2 separate regions of the Mus musculus genome follow, and region 2 is linked to region 1. A link is a loop called in an ENCODE intact Hi-C map of the cell type or tissue named here. Cell type or tissue: left cerebral cortex. All regions are shown on one strand.

Region 1 (8,000 bases):
ATGCTCATGGTCTCCTGTCACAAATTGCCCTTCGCTGGTTCAACAGTTTATGGTCATTGTCCTCAGCTCTGGAGGTTGGAAACCCAAGAGCAAGGTGCCATAGTTTCCAGGTTCTGTGTCTGCTGAGGACACCTTCTCAACTGGAGGTTCTTTTTTCCTGTGTCTTTATAATGTCAGATGCAACACCTCCCTCCACCCCCATAAAAGCAGCAACACTGTTCACAAGGACAGGGGTCCTATTCACAGATCATTACCTTCCAGCACCATCACTAACGGGATGAGATTTCAGTGTAGGTAGGTGGTGGGATCAGAGGCAGCTTTCTAATGAGTTGTGATTTCTTGTATTATAGTGAAGATGGTTTTCTAGACTATGTAACTTGGCAGTGTGTAAGATGTTTCAGTGGAGATAAATATGCTATGGTGGTCTATTACATGATAGATGGCAGGCAGGCAGGCAGGCAGGGAGGGAGGGAGGGAGGGAGGGAGAAAGGAAGGAAGGAAGGAAGGAAGGAAGGAAGGAAGGAAGGAAGGAAGGAAAAAGAAGAGAGAAGTAGGAGGAGAAGAAGAAGGAGGGAAGCTATAAGATGACTGTTCATGAGCCAGCCAGGAATTAGAAAACCCAAAGGCAGAAAAGCATAATAGGATAATCCATGATGTTGTCCTCTGCACAACCTCACAGGGGAAACTGCGTGGTAACTAATATTTTTTCATATAAAATGCAGGGAAAGTGGTGAGGGGAAGAGCTATACATTAAAATCAACTTAAACTCATGCAGATTGGTTGATATGTGAAGGGCATTGACCCTGGGTTTTTCAGTTAAGAGTAAGAGACTGTGAGCAGATTAAGAAATGTGATATGTAGATACCAGACTAAAATTAAAGTCCACCCATGGTGGAAGTCCAGAGAATGGGCAAGAAGTTAAGGCACAAATACAGGCGATGCCCCTGATTCCCAGGGTCAGGAGTTCGAGCACACCTAAGGGATGGACGGCCCTTGGAAGACCTGGGATAGATTCTCTGATTTGATTCTCAGCCATGAACCTAAGGAGATGCCACTTTTCAGCTAGACCTCCCTCAGCTTGCCTTCACCAGCTCCCTTAGGCGGGCCTCTAAGGAGGCTGCTCTGAGAGGGTTACTTGCATTACATACAGTCAGTTGGCCAGTTCCCTTCGTAGCTATCCAAAGGAGCAAGCTTTGGGGCACAGTAGCCTGACCAGTGCTCCACCTTTACAAGGCTGACCCTCTGTAAGTGGCATCATCACAAGCTACCATGTCCATAAAGGAAGGCAAGTAGAAACCACTCCTCCCTGTGAGGGAGAAGCTGATTCTAATGGTTCCTGTGTAGGGGGATGCTGCAGAAGGTTTGGTGATGAAAGCTGCTACTTTAGCTTTAAGGGACCATGGTCCATGTGGTCTTGGCCTTAGCAGATTCCTGAAAGCTGTTGAACATCAAGACAGACCCATGTGCTGGATGAGTGATGAGCGACCTCAGAGCGAGCTTAACTCATTTCCCATGCAGATTCCAAAACTTAGAGAGTAGGACTGCCTCTGTCTTAAAGTGTTTTCTGCTCCGGGTGGTTTTATAGACAAAACAAACAGTTAAAAGACCACATGGCATTTCTAATATGCCTCTTACTATATCAGATTCTATGTGTAAGAAGAGTATTAGGGGCCTCTTTAGGTAAGCTGATGTGTGCAAACTGTGAGCATCTACACTGTGAGTTTAAGTTCTATTTCTCAAAACAGGTTCTGTACATTCATTTTCATTATTTGGCACTGAAGCAAAGCTCCGGTAGTTTATGTCACTCTCAGTGGGATGAAGCCTGCTGTCCTGTTGCTCATAAAAGCAATCTAACCCTGAGTCCATCGGAGGACTGACCCAAGCCTTTACAATTAGTATCCATTTTCTAAACTCCAATTGCTTCTCCCTAATGACTGGCATTTTTATTACTTCTTCAAAGATAGGATAGTAGCTGTTGGTGAGTACAAAAACAATACCCCATTAGTGAATTTTACATGTTGTTATTTACAGCAAAATTTTACACCAAATCCATTTAAAAGCAGTCAATTAGTTAAAACGGAAACGGCAGGAATACCTTTCCACCCTAGAACTGGGGCCATTAAAAGAAAATGCTTCAGAATGAAAAGGAAGAATTGATGCAAGTCTACGTGCACACGAGAGACATATTCAACACTAATGTCAAGGTCCCACTTCAGACTGATTAATGTGGAATCATGCAGGGGACGCACCTCTGGGAGTGTAACCAGAAAGGCTCAACTGAGGTGCGAAGGCCTGCCATGTGTGGAGCAGCACTGTCTCAAGGCTGAAGACCTGGGCTGAGTAAAACAGAGAAAGGAGAAAGCCAGATCAGTCCAGCTTTCCACTCCCTCCTTGAGCTGACAGCAGCCAGCACTCTGTCCCTGCAAGGCTGGAGTGCGCCCTCCCGCCAGGAGGCAAAGGACAGCTTTCTCTCCTTAGGTTTCCCTTGTTATGGCACGGAGGAAAGAAATGGAGATGATGAATAGGCCTCCGTTACTGCATATTTATTCCTTAATAATCAATATGACAGGGTCGAATATTAATGAATACTATATAATAACCCCAGAGAAGAGTGAGTGTTCTCAGGATTAACACCGTGGCTGTCTGGGAAAAAAAACCCTGAAGTCCTAATGGTAAACTAGGGGAGTGTTGTGGGTGGTCTTGGCACATGATGGACGATGGATAGTTTCCTGATGCTTCTCCTTTGGGTGAGCTTATTTTCCTGTGTGGTCTCTCACTCTGACTGTCTTCACATTGCTAAGGGATAACCCCAAAGCCTTCGTGGGGCAAACCTAGAGCTCAGAGACAGACCCAGTGGGTCTTGAGTCCCATGCTCTGTCAGCCTGGAACTCATTTGGTGGAAATTATACGTCAATCTATTCTAAGCCTGTACTTGTAACTTTATGTGAAGAGGGTATGTTGATTCAGCCAAAAGTTTATTGCCAAAATAAAACGAAATTATGCATTCATTGTTTTCTTTGGGGAATGGTAAACAACAAGAAACAATGCCAGAACCTTTGAATTAATGGCATTTTGGGCAAAGGCTCTGTTTTTATTCTAGAGCCTGGTTTCTACCCAAGCTGAGGTGTGATTTAAGAGGTGTCCTTCAAAATATCTAAAAGTCATTTTCCTCTGACCTGATGCTTTTCCACCCTGAGCCGGCTAGTATGTGGGAGGTATGGAATCCAACCGGTTGGGATGCTTTGTGACTGTCTGGTTGCTTCCTGAAGATCAAGGCTCAGACCCAACACTTTGACTTACCTGAAGGCTCTGTGCTGTGGTAACAGAATTCTTGTTCCCAGACAATGTAGAATAGGAGAGATTTATTATCTCATGGTTCTTCTGGGATGCCACCTGTCAAGGTACCCAAAGGTTTTATATATGGCAAAGTTGTGTCCATTCCTAAAGTATCTTCTGGACACTCGATCCCCTGTGGTGGGAGGCTTGGTCCTCACAGGACAGATGAGCAGGAGGGTAAGGGATGAGGCAGAGCCTACCAGGCCCTTCACTAGGAACTAGGAACATCATCTGATGAAGGCAGAGACCAACCTCACATAACCCAGACATGTCTTTGAGACTCCATATTCTCAACACGTCATTGAGAGTCAAGTTGCTAACACAGAGACTTCAGGTAGCAGGACCCACTGGCATCATCTTCACAATGAAAACTGAACCAACTAAAGGAAGTTTCTGTGCTGCCAAAGGCTCTCTCAGAGAAGTCCAGTGTCATCGCAGCCATGAAGGCAATGCCTGTGTCAACAGGACCAGGCTTCTGGCAGTGGTGAGGCACTCTGTCAGGGTGATTGATGGGGGTGGGAGGCAGGAAGTGGACACGTTTAAAAGCCAGGAAGGTGGGGGAGGAAGCTTTGAGCAAGAGACAAGATCCAGAAGTATTAAAAGGACAACTGTAAGGGACCCTGCTGCCCTTGCCAGCTCCCACTTTATATGCAATGTATTGATCACAGTTGACCCCCTGCAGAAGCAAGTCCAGCAATGTGGACAACAGGAAGTGTTCAGAAGAGGCAAGCTGGAGACCCATCACCTACCCGACTTCTTTTTGTTTTTTTAATTCATATTTATAAAACCAAAGTGCTATCTGTCAAAGAGATGAATCTTTAGTGAATGTTTTAGTCATTCTGGGGTGGGGGGAGGGTAAAGAAAAGAAATACAAGCATTTGGAATTTTAAACGATTTGAATTACAAAGACTTTAATTTCTTCCTAAATTTGATTTTTGATCCTTGGCTTATGTAAAATGACACTATTTCTTTGAATGAAACTTGTTATTAAAAGTCATTCAACTATTTGAAAGTATATCAAGACATATTATCCTTTTTTTCTTTTTTTTTATTAGATATTTTCTTTATTTACATTTCAAATGTTATCCCCTTTCCTAGTTTCCCCTCTGAAAATCCCCTATACCCTTCCCCCTCCTTCTGCTCCCCATCCCACCACTCCTGCTTCCTGGCCCTGGCATTCCCCTATACTGGGGCATAGAGCCTTCACAGGACCAAGGGCCTCTCCTCTCATTGATGACCGACTAGGCCATCCTCTGCTACATATGCAGCTAGAGCCTTGAGTCCCACCATGTGTTTTCTTTGATTGGTGATTTAGTCCCAGGGAGCTCTGGGGGTACTGGTTAGTTCATATTGTTGTTAATCCTAGAGGGCTGCAAACCCCTTCAGCTCTTTGGATACTTTCTCTAGCTTCTTCATTGGGGACCCTGTGCTCTGTCCAATGGATGGCTGTGAGCATCCACTTCTGTATTTGCCAGGCACTGGTAGAGCCTCTCAGGAGACAGCTATATCAGGCTCCTGTCAGCAAAGCCTTGTTGGCATCTGCAATAGTGTCTGGGCTTGGTGGTTGTCTATGGGATGGATCCCCAGGTGGGGCAGTCTCTGGATCCTACCCGACTTCTTAAAGGCCTTGGGAACTCCTGCAGAGAAGCTTGTGAGCCTAGCTTACTTCAGCATTTCTCCAGCAGGCGTCAGCCTCCTCAATGTTTTCTTAGAAAAAAGCTATCAACATCTCAGACAGTTAAATATTCTGGGTATATTTGTGAACTGTCCACTATCTGAAATTTCATTACATTATCTATCTACTATCTATCTATCTATCATTTATCTATATCTATATCTATCATCTATCTATAGCTACATCTACATCTACATCTATCTATCTATCATCTATCTATCTATCTATCAATCACCTATCATTTATCTACATCTACATCTATCTATCTATCTATCTACCTACCTATCTCTTCTATCTCACACACACACACTCCCACCCACACATGTGCCCACTAAAGCACATCACACTTTGTACATATATCTAGATTAAATGCCGAACAAATTGGCAAATAGGCTGTGCTCCCTTTCTCTCATCTGGCTTGGTGTGTTCTGCAGCCACCTGGAAAGCTTTTAAACACATCAAAGCCCGGGCTCCACTCCAATTTAGTGGGTTTGGGGTCAGACCCAGACATCAGCCACCTTCACAGAGCAGGGGATTTAATTCCAGTGAGCAGAAAGGATTGAGACTCGGTGCTGTCCTTACTGCCGGGCACTCAGGGCTCCGCCTTCTACTGGAGTCAGCTTTAATCTGTTCTCCCCTTCATTTTGTGATATACGGGTCATGCACTGTTTAGTTTTCCTCCAGATAGATTTCACTGAGCAGTAAAAATCAAGGGAGAACAGTTGGTGGAAATTTACTCAAGAAATTAAGTTTGTCATTAATACGAATGATGGGCCATCTGGATAAGCCACAAGGTTCTGCTGCTGAAGAGAGACTTCAAGGAATGCACCACTTTTATTATTAAACCTGCTAGTTTCTTTCATGTATGAAGCATGTGTCTTAAGAGCAGTACCCATACTAATTAGGTGGCTGATCAGTGTTAACTTATCCTCACCCTTCACCCACTTTCCGAGTCTGCTTTGGGAAGTTCCCGGAAGTCTAATAGGCCCCTCACACAACCCCAGTGGGGAGACATGTAAAGGAGAAATGACTATTGTCTTTCTTTGAAGCTGATGTTGATCCTCTAGATTATGAATGCAGATTTATACTTCTAGAAACTTCTAGAAGCATGATTAATGTACTTATTAAGTTTTCCTCTGAGGGGTTGTACACCTGTGCATGCACACGCTCGCACGCAAGCGTGCACACGTGCGCACGCACACACACACACACACACACACACACACACACACACACACGCCTTAGGTTTCTGTATCTGACTGTCCCCTGAGCCACCAAGCTACATCAGGTACAGTCCAAAGGCAAGGTGAATACACATGTAGCGTTTGTAACTCAGCACAGTAACAAATAAATGGCTGACATAGATGTTGGTAAATCTGAAAACCCAACCAGAAACGCTGGCACTCCTGAGTGTTGGAGGCAATAGGGAAGATCATGTTTAGAACAAAATTAATATAAACAAAATGCATAGGCTTTGTTCATAAAACAAAACGGGGAAAGTCTCTAGCTTCCCCAAGAAAGATCTCTCTGTATTCTTCTTTCCCAACAACCCTAAGTCTTCCTAGGTCTAGTACCATTGTAACCCAGGTAGCAGCTGATCCCCTCTGGATACCCACACCTCCTCTGGAAGCCAGTATCTGCTTCTTTCTAGGGAGCACAGTAGCAGAATTTGCTTCTAGGTGCCAGTCTGTGATCTGAACTCCTTTCCTACTGATCAGCATCAGGAAGAGTCACACAGACAAATTTTAATGTTACTATGACAGATGGAGAATTATATATGGAAATATATCAAATATAGTATTAATCAATATAATTCACTGGAATAGATATAAATGTTCACAAAAATATATTAATCAATATAAGTACATTAAAAATAAAACATAAACATGATATATTGACAGTTGTACAATGAGAACAAAAATTCCTAGTTCTAGATAGGAAACCAGCACTCCAGGACTACTATCCTTTCTGATCATTTCGTCCTTAGGTCTCTGATTTCACAGTGTAAGAGAATTTCTGTAGAATTGAAGATTATCTACTACAATCTTTACAAAAAGAGACAGAAAGTTAAACAGGAACCACTCAGCACTATAGTTTCCTTGTAATCTTGGTGAAGCCTAAAGGACAAGAGAAAATCTCTTTAAATTTGGAATCTCTGCTTCCAACATGGTGTTCCCACCACTACTCCATCAGGACCATTGGAGTTCTCAGAATCTTCTTTATATTCTCTCTCTCTCTCTCTCTCTCTCTCTCTCTCTCTCTCTCTGTGTGTGTGTGTGTGTGTGTGTGTGCGCGCGCGCGCGCGCGTGCGTGCGTATTGTGTAGACATTTATGGATATGTACATTACCACAGTACGTTGCTAGGCAAATGCGCAAGAGTCAGTTCTCTTCTACCATGTTGTTCTGGGAATTGAACTCAGGTCACCAGACTTGGCAGCAGGTGCCTTAGCCAGTGTCTTCATTTCTCAGGCCCCTCCCTTTTTTGCATTTGACAGACAGCTCTCTAGAACATCTCTCCTCTACTCCTCAAAAACTGTATTTCATAGGATATGTGGAAAGCTGGGAGTTTCTGAGATTTAAAGCACCAAGCTTCTTAGATAAGCACACATTTGGTGTGATCGATTCTCTTGCATAAGAACGGTCAGACCAGATGACTGTGCAGACGGCTGAAGATGCAACTGAAGCAGAGATTGGTGATCTAAATGGGACCTGTCACTCTGCCCTGTGACTGCAGCAAAGAGAACTGGATGGGGAGAAACCTTCCAGCTGGCAAAGGGAGGATGCATTCAGCATGTGTCTCAGTCAGGGTTTCTATTCCTGCACAAAACATCATGACCAAGAATCAAGGTGTGGAGGAAAGGGTTTATTCAGCTTATACTTCCCACATTGCTGCTGTACATCAGCAAAGGAAGTCAGGACTGGAGCTCAAGCAGGTCAGGAAGCAGGAGCTGAGGCAGAGGCCATGGAGGGATGTTACTTACTGGCTTGC
Region 2 (8,000 bases), 97 kb after region 1:
TGAGCTAGGTGCTAAAAACCGAATGCAGATTTTCCAGCAAGGCCAGCTAGAAAGGGCCCTTGCCAAGGAACTCTCTTTGTGTCAGGGGAACGGGCTCATCTCTGTCACCTGAATGACACACCTGGGCCTCTGTGCTCTGTGGCTGTTTGTGTTTTGTTTTCCCTTAAGAGCTGAAGACCAAGGAGGATGCAGGCACGTCCACTCCAACTCCGTGCCGGTGCCCATGGTAGTAGACAGCCTCGCCCAGGCTCTCACCGGACCATCTACCCGGCCCCCATCATTGCACTCTGTGTTCAGCATGGATGACAGCACTGGCCTCCCATCACCACGGAAACAGCCTCCACCCAAGCCAAAGAGGGACCCCAACACCCGGCTGAGTGCCTCCTATGAGGCTGTGAGCGCCTGCCTTTCAGCTGCCAAGGATGCAGCCGGTGAAGGTTAGCCAAGGAGGGGGTGTGGTTGGGGGGAAGTGAATGCTGTTCTCACATCTCACTCGAGTGCTGGGTTCCGGTCTGGGCGTGCCCATGGCACCACTGTGGCCCTGATACACTTTTTAATAGAAATAAATCCAATTGTTGGCTTGCCAGCAGCTTTTTAATCATTAAATATAAATAATATTCAAATCCTTAAGCCTCTTAGGGGAAAGCTACTTACATGTCAGTTCCTTCACTCTGGGTCCCACCTCTGTGTTGAATTAACGGCTTCAACGCCAAGGCAGTTCTAGAAGTTGGTTGCTATACCATGTAAATATTCACTAAGTAATTAAAAAGGTAAAAAAAAATATTCACCAGGCTTTCCTGATTGTGATCTAATTAAAATTTAAGCCCCCCCCCCCTTTTTAATGTGGTGAGTGAAACGGCATGGCCACAAAATTCAGCTTGTGTAACTTTCAGACTAGGCGGTAAAGGGCTCTGAGCTGATGGGTCAAGAAACAGTTATGCAGAAAGGGGAAACAGCAACTACTCTCCACCCACTCTCAAAAGTCCTGCACTGTCAGTGCTCCCCGGTGGCCGGGGCTACAACCAGAAAAAGAAAGCAAGTTCTTCCGACCAGGACTTTTCCAAACGTATCAGGCTACAGATAAGATGCATGGACAGATCGCACGGTGTGTGGCGACCACCAGGCACCTAAGTGCATGTGTCCTTCCTGGAAATGAAAAGACCCGTCTCCTGGGGGAGGGCAGGTAATAAAAGACAACCCATGGTGATTTGAGTCTCAGACCATTGCTGTGGAGTGTTGGCGATGGTGCCATTGTGCAAGTTCGAGGAGATTCAGGCAAATGGCCGAGTAGACACTGGAACATAGCGTCTGACGGTATGATATGGAGCTGAGAGATCTCAATGGTTATGTGAATTCAACGAAACAGAAATATGGCAAAATGACAATCTTGATTTAAAGAAAGATCCAGGATGCTGACTCCTGACAGACACCTAGAGCATCGGAGATTCTCTCAGAGTCAGTCACACTCCTTAGGATCTTACTGCAACTTGATGTGATTGGTTGATATCCACAGGAGGCCTGCCCGTTTTGGAAGAGAGAGGGAGTATGTGAATAGAGATGGGCAGAGGAGAGGTGTGGGGGGGGGGGAAGCAATTAGGAGGACAGGAAGAAGGGGAGACTAAGATTGGATACAAAAACTAAATTGATAATAATAATAATAATAATAATAATAAATAGAATATAATGGAGCTGAGAGAAAGAAACAAAGAAAGAAACAAAGAGAGAGCTGGGGAGATGTCTTGACAGTTAAGAGCACTGGCTATTCTCCCAAGGACCCAAGTTTGTTTCCCAGAACGCACATGGTTGCCCACAATCATCTGTAACTTCATCCAGTTCCAGGGGATCTGATATCCTCTGACCTGTGGACACCAGACACACATGTGGTGTACATATATACCTGAATGTAAATAAAAATTAATATTTTTATAGAAAGAATAAGATAAGGGGGCTGGAGAGATGCCTCAGTGATCAAGAGCACTGACTGCTCTTCCAGAGGTCCTGAGTTCAATTCCCAGCAACCACATGGTGGCTCACAACCATCTGTAATGGAATCCGGTGCCCCCTTCTGGTGTTCCTAAAAACAGCAGCAGTGTACTCAAATACATAAAATAAATAAATCTTTTTTAAAAAGAAAGAGTAAGATAAGAAGGTTTTTACAGAAATTTTGGCTCAAAAGTAAAGGCTGCTGTTTTGATGCACCATGCATTTCCAACCCTTTTAGGAGGAGCTGTGGGAGAAACTCATGTGTCCTCCATGCATGCACAGGGTGGAGAGTCTGGTGCAAGACCCAAGAGGCCTGCACAAAGGAGAGCAGTGGAGGCCAGAGGGCCATGTAGAGGGTCTGTAGTCGATGTCCCTCCCAGATACAGTGACTGAGAACAAAGCTTGGCAGGAAGCTGGCTTGCTCTTCCTCTGGGCCTGTGAGAATCAGCTTCCAGTCATCACAACCCCTAAGACATGGGTGACAAGGGGGGGTCCACAGGGAGTTGCCAGTGCCACAGCTAGAGGGTCTCGGCTCCAGATCTGGGGAGAGGGGGGGTCTCAGAGGAGTGAGGCGAACAAGAAGAGAAGATGCTTAAACAACATGGGCAATTAGACAGACATCTAGCACTCTGAGATTGAACACCACAATGTCTATGAAGTCAGGCCCCATTTCTCTTTACAACTAGCGAGCAGGCTCAATCATCTTCCTGCGTAGGCCTCAGACTTTCTTGTGGGGCCCAATCCAAGGTCCCCAAGTTCATGAGTATACTAGGGAGACACTGTCACACAGATATGAAGAAAAGGAAAATAGTGAGGGAGCATGAATGCAGAAAGGGTCCATGCCCTGTGCTGGAGGCAGACACATGTGAATAATAACACAAGAGGCACTGGGCCCAAGCAGAACCACATAGGGAGAACTGGAAACCAGGAGCTCCTAGACCTATCCTCACAGTCTCTGGTCTTCCTCTTACTGCCTTTAAATTCTTGCCTGGACCATGTCTTATTTTGGGGGGCTGATAGGACCAGGTTGTGCTGGTATGGATGGTGACTTAGATACCACCAATATATCTAAACACAGAACCCCAAAGGGAAATATCTCGTGAGTGGAGACATGTCTGTCCTCCCAGAGCTTAGGACGTATTGACCGTGACTTCAGGATGGCTCCGGTGGGAGTGAAGTCTCCGAGCCTCTGAGACTGGAAATGCAGCGTGCCTTCTTCTGAGTTGTCAGACACCAAAACTTGCCCCAATGTCCCACCCTGTGACCAGGGTTGTTTTGGGGGCTCCATTTCATTGGCATTGTGACTATTTTATACGTAAACTTAGAAACTAAAAAAAGGAAAACTCTTGAAATAAGTAAATTTTAATTGTCCCCACATCCGTACTTGAAAATAAGCTAATCACACGCACGTACCCTGAAATAGCCACAAGACCAAATTAGGCTTCAGTACTCTAACTGTGGCTTCCCTAATTTTAGCTTATGAAGAGTAAAGATTCCTAGTCCTGGCCCACAGAGACTCCAAATTAATACTGAGAGGGTACAGCAGGAAGTTGTGCTCCCCGCAGAATCGCTGCCTCACTCCAGGCAAGGCACCTGCTGAAGCACCAGTCATACTCTGAGGAGCACTGTCTAACTCTTCCCCATGGTTAATCGCCTGCTGAGTAGTTGAAAGAAAAGGGAAGGGGTGCTTACTGACAGAAGGGGCTTTATTCTCAGTATTTCCCATCCTAACAACAGCCTGTGGCAAATCATCATGGCCCTGTGCAGGTGGGGAAACTGAGTCAGGGAGCAGGATGCAGTGTGCCCTCGTCATTCAGACACTCAGCTTTGTTCCTGCCAGGGAGACTCTAGAACCCTGTTTCTTGGCTGCTCCATCTAACTGGCTCTGCATCATAGAATACAAAAGACTTTACCTCTGGAGGAAGCCTAGAGGGGAGCTACTTCCTTGATTTTTTTCTAGTGTTGCTTAGCAACCCACCCAAACAGCGATTTAAACAAGATGATGGCTGTTGCTCTGTCTCTCGGCTCTGGGTCTCAGGAGATGTGGATTGTCTGGTGGTTCGCACTCAAGGTCCCACATGAAGTCGGCTATAACAGTATAGAATCAGGTCACCAGGTCTGGTGCCTTAGTCCTGTGACACCTCAGCATCTAAGGGTTTCTGTATCTCTAGCTGGTCTCTGCTTTTGCTTTGATGGCATGGAGACTTCCAGGGTTAATGTGGAAAATCACTCACCATGGGAGCGGGGGCTCGGGGGAGATGGATTAAGAGCCACCTTTTACGCACCACCTCCAGGAGGTATGAAGAACTGCTTTTGCCTCACCTGTCCACCAGAACTGTTCCAGCATCCTGTCTAGGTTTGGGAAAGGAGATGCACACTCAACTAAGCCATTCATTCTCTACTCATAGAGTCACCTAGGTGACAGTAGGACCACCTCCCGAGGCTCCCAAAGCCTCCTTTCTGTATCCCCAATGCCTGAGGTTTGGGCTAAAGTTCCTTAAACAGTGAGAGTTCCTGACTCCTTCAAGGTCAAGGTTTTCTCCTTGTGTTCACTTGGGTAAGGTTCATCATTAGACTTGTGATATAAAATGATAGTCCACGTCTGCTAGGCAGATATGTTCCTGCCTGAGAGGAGACATGAGGCCACACTCACGGTCTCTGCATGACATTTAGAACAACAGTCAGCTGGTGTTGTAAGGATCTCTATGGGAATGGAGTCCTGCCCCTGACCATCATTTCCCTAGGCTCTGAGGCTGATGTTCTAGGGTCTTAGGTGCTCCCTTTGAATTACAGTTCTTCAACTTGACAGTGATGTAGCCTTATGGCTGCTGCTCTCCCAGCCTGTTCTTTGCACATGAAATTCTAGAAGCCAGAGTCTCTTCTTCAGGCACAGCTGCTGCCATTTTTCAGGGCACATGGACAAAGTGCCTTTAAGCAGTTGTGTGAGCTGCTCGTGAATCAATTCCTAACACATCTCATTAGCCAGCAGCCATAGCCACAGTTCTCCTGCATTGGGTTTTCTTCACTGTCCATGCCAACGCTTAGGCCCGGTGGCCTTGGTTCTTTGGAGCTCCTTTGGCGAGATCAACGCGGAACAACCCAGGTCTTTCTGCAGTTTATTTTTTTTAATTAGGTATTTTCTTCATTTACATTTCCAATGCTATCCCAAAAGTCCCCCATGCCCCCCCCCACTCCCCTACCCACCCCCTTCCACTTCTTGGCCCTGGCATTCCCCCATACTGAGGTATATAAAGTCTGCAAGACCAAGGGGCCTCTCTTCCCAATGATGGCCGACTAGGCCATCTTCTGATACATATGCAGCTAGAGACACGAGCTCCAGGGGTACTGGTTAGTTCATATTGTTGTTCCACCTATAGGGCTGCAGACCCCTTTAGCTCCTTGGGTACTTTCTCTAGTTCCTCCATTGGAGGACCTGTGTTCCATCCAATAGCTGACTGTGAGCATCCACTTCTATATTTGCCAGGCCCGGGCATAGCCTCACAAGAGACAGCTATATCAGGGTCTTTTCTGCAAAATCTTGCTGGTGTATGCAATGGTGTCAGCGTTTGGAGGCTGATTATGGGATGGATCCCCGGGTATGGCAGTCTCTAGATAGTCCATCCTTTCGTCTCAGCTCCAAACTTTGTCTCTGTAACTCCTTCCATGGGTGTTTTGTTCCCAATTCTAAGAAGGGGCAAAGTGTCCATACTTTGGTCTTTGTTCTTCTTGAGTTTCATGTGTTTTGCAAATTGCATCTTGTATCTTGAGTATTCTAAGTTTCTGGGCTAATAATATCCACTTATCAGTGAGTACATATCATGTGGGCTCTTTGATGTGTACTCACTTTCTGCAGTTTTAATGGATGGTGTTGTTGGCAAAGTGCTGGGCTCCAACTTCAGAGCAGGTTTCATGGAGGTCCAGGTCCTTTCTCCATGTTAGCATAATATGTCATCTTCGCAGCACACCGAGAAGCACTGGTGGTTTCGTAGATCAAGAAAGCCCTGCTCCTTTATGGGAATAAGTTCTTCGTCACATTTCTTCATTATCACACTGGAAGGACTCTAGAAGCAGCTATGTCTCCCTGCCATAACAAATCCTTAGCAGGGCCAGCTAGCTATTTTCCCCTTGCCCTCTGACTACAGCCTCAAGCCCTGCCCAGCTTTGTATGGCTTCTTCAAGCTTCTACCCCATATCTGCCTTGGCTCCTCTCAGAGCTTTCTCAGGGCCCTCAGGCTTCAACACTGACTTTCTAGAGTGAGGTCACTGTCACCATCAGGTTCCAATATCTATTCTATGTATCTGAGATTATATAACAAACTTTCCAGAAGGCAGTGACTTTAGATCCAAGGATTCTGGCAGCGTTCTCTTGTGGGTCTGACCAGTCATACTAAGCAGTTCTCTGTACAGTGTGATCATGGGTGTCTTTGAAGCTCAGGCCCTTAAAGGCATGGCTCATACATTTCTGGGTTTGACAGGAAAGTCTTTGGATAGTCTGACCTCAGTCCTTCACCTCCACAAGGCTTCTCCCTCCTTGAAGCATCTTCTCCACACGGCATCTCTTTCCCTCCCTGAGGCCTCGTCACACATCCTGTGGAGGGTCTGCTGTGAGGAGCTCACACTGCTCAGGTGAACTTTGGGTTCCCTCAGAGCGGCTCCTGCTACAATAGTAAGCAAGCAGAAGCTACGCTGACAGGGCCCAGCCTCAGAAAGGCAGGATGTCCTCAACACCACCCTGTCAGCATCTCTCTCTGAGGCAGCTAGAGTCCCTCCCACTTGGAAGCCAGCTGGAGAAATGTCTTCCACTGTAGATCTGCTGCTGCAGGTGTCTGTGAAGTGGCTCTGCAGTGGTGCTGATCCAACTGCCTTCCTAGGCAGTCTGGGAAAAGCTCGGGAGCTGCCGTGGGGTCAGCCCTCTAGGGAGATGGAGTGATGCATATGCATTAAGGAACTGGGAAGTTAGCATTTTCCTGTTCCTAGTAGTTGTCTGCCTGTGGGAGGTCTTGTATGATACCGTCACAGAACGATGGCTGTGAAGGTAGAGAACCAATCATACTTGTAGCCCTTTCTATTATGGTGTGAGCACAGGTTGGAATACACCCACTAGTCTCTGAAGGGGTGGCTTACCTATGTGGGTGCCCACATTGAGGCTGAGGATGGTCCAGTTATCCTGCACAATTATAGTCTAAACCCCTACTCATTTGCAAACATCCCGAACCCTCCAGGCCCTGTCACCCTGGAGAGTTGGAGCCTCATCTTAACGCATCTGCTGCAGCTCCATTTCTGTGGACCATCTTCCTCTGTGTGTAGACTGCATCTTGGGCACCAAGACCTATAGACAGTTTCCCTTAGTGGCCTCAAGCGTCCAGGGCCTCCTCCAGACTCCTAGAAGGTAGAAAAAACACGAGCCAGGATCTTTCCTGCTCAAAGGACATAAGGGCTGGCTGTGGCAAACAAAGTGATCCAGGGCAGGGACACTCAATTCCATATAGGCCTGGCTTCCCTGGGATACACTGGTTACTGACTCTTCTATCTCTGTCTTCCGCCTTAGCTCTGACACGGCCCAGACCCCACAGTGATGACTATAGCACCATGAAGAAGATTCCCCCTCGGAAGCCAAAGAGAAGTCCCCACACGAAGCTCAGTGGCTCTTATGAGGAGATCTGGGGACCACCACGACCTTCTGGCACCATGGGCCAGGGGGGCAGGCATCAGGCCCCAGGGACACTGAGTGTGCAGTGGGCCAGGCCTGACTCAGTGCCGCAGTGCACACCACAGCTGCCTCTGCACCTGCCATTGCCACAGGGCGACTATGACGATGATGCTGAGCCTGTGTACATCGAGATGGTGGGGAATGCAGCCAGGGCAGGTGGATCTGAGACCGACAGCCCTGACCAGGGCGAGTCTGTGTATGAGGAGATGAAGTACATCTTGCCAGAGGAGGGCTGTGGCCTAGGGATGCTCACCTTCCTGCCTGCCTCACCTCCTTTGTTTTTAGAGACTCGAAAAGCCATCATCTT

The links. A loop is a pair of places that touch in the nucleus more often than their neighbours do. Peaks named below come from ENCODE experiments on the same cell type or tissue, not always from the same donor. Only the 100,000 strongest peaks of a DNase experiment are listed, where the experiment ranks them.
Region 2: it touches region 1 in a loop (3-fold over the local background); 2 of 42 quality-filtered maps call a loop at or near these places.

Annotation. Positions count from the first base shown.
Region 1 is chr8:10,464,864-10,472,863 of GRCm38, forward strand. The region is part of intron 21 of Myo16 (myosin XVI); the gene reads left to right. Among named protein-coding and RNA genes, the nearest start is that of Gm51561, 39 kb to the left of the region's middle. In left cerebral cortex, a CTCF peak has its summit at 4,996; DNase peaks (open chromatin) are centred at 4,998, 5,430 and 7,739; H3K27ac peaks cover 674 bases.
Region 2 is chr8:10,561,881-10,569,880 of GRCm38, forward strand. Myo16 (myosin XVI) reads left to right here. Exons shown (of 35, transcript NM_001319151.1): 31 at 169-437; 32 at 7,532-8,000. Among named protein-coding and RNA genes, the nearest start is that of Gm32330, 110 kb to the right of the region's middle. In left cerebral cortex, a CTCF peak has its summit at 2,061 (motif pointing left); DNase peaks (open chromatin) are centred at 3,185, 3,570, 3,916 and 6,754.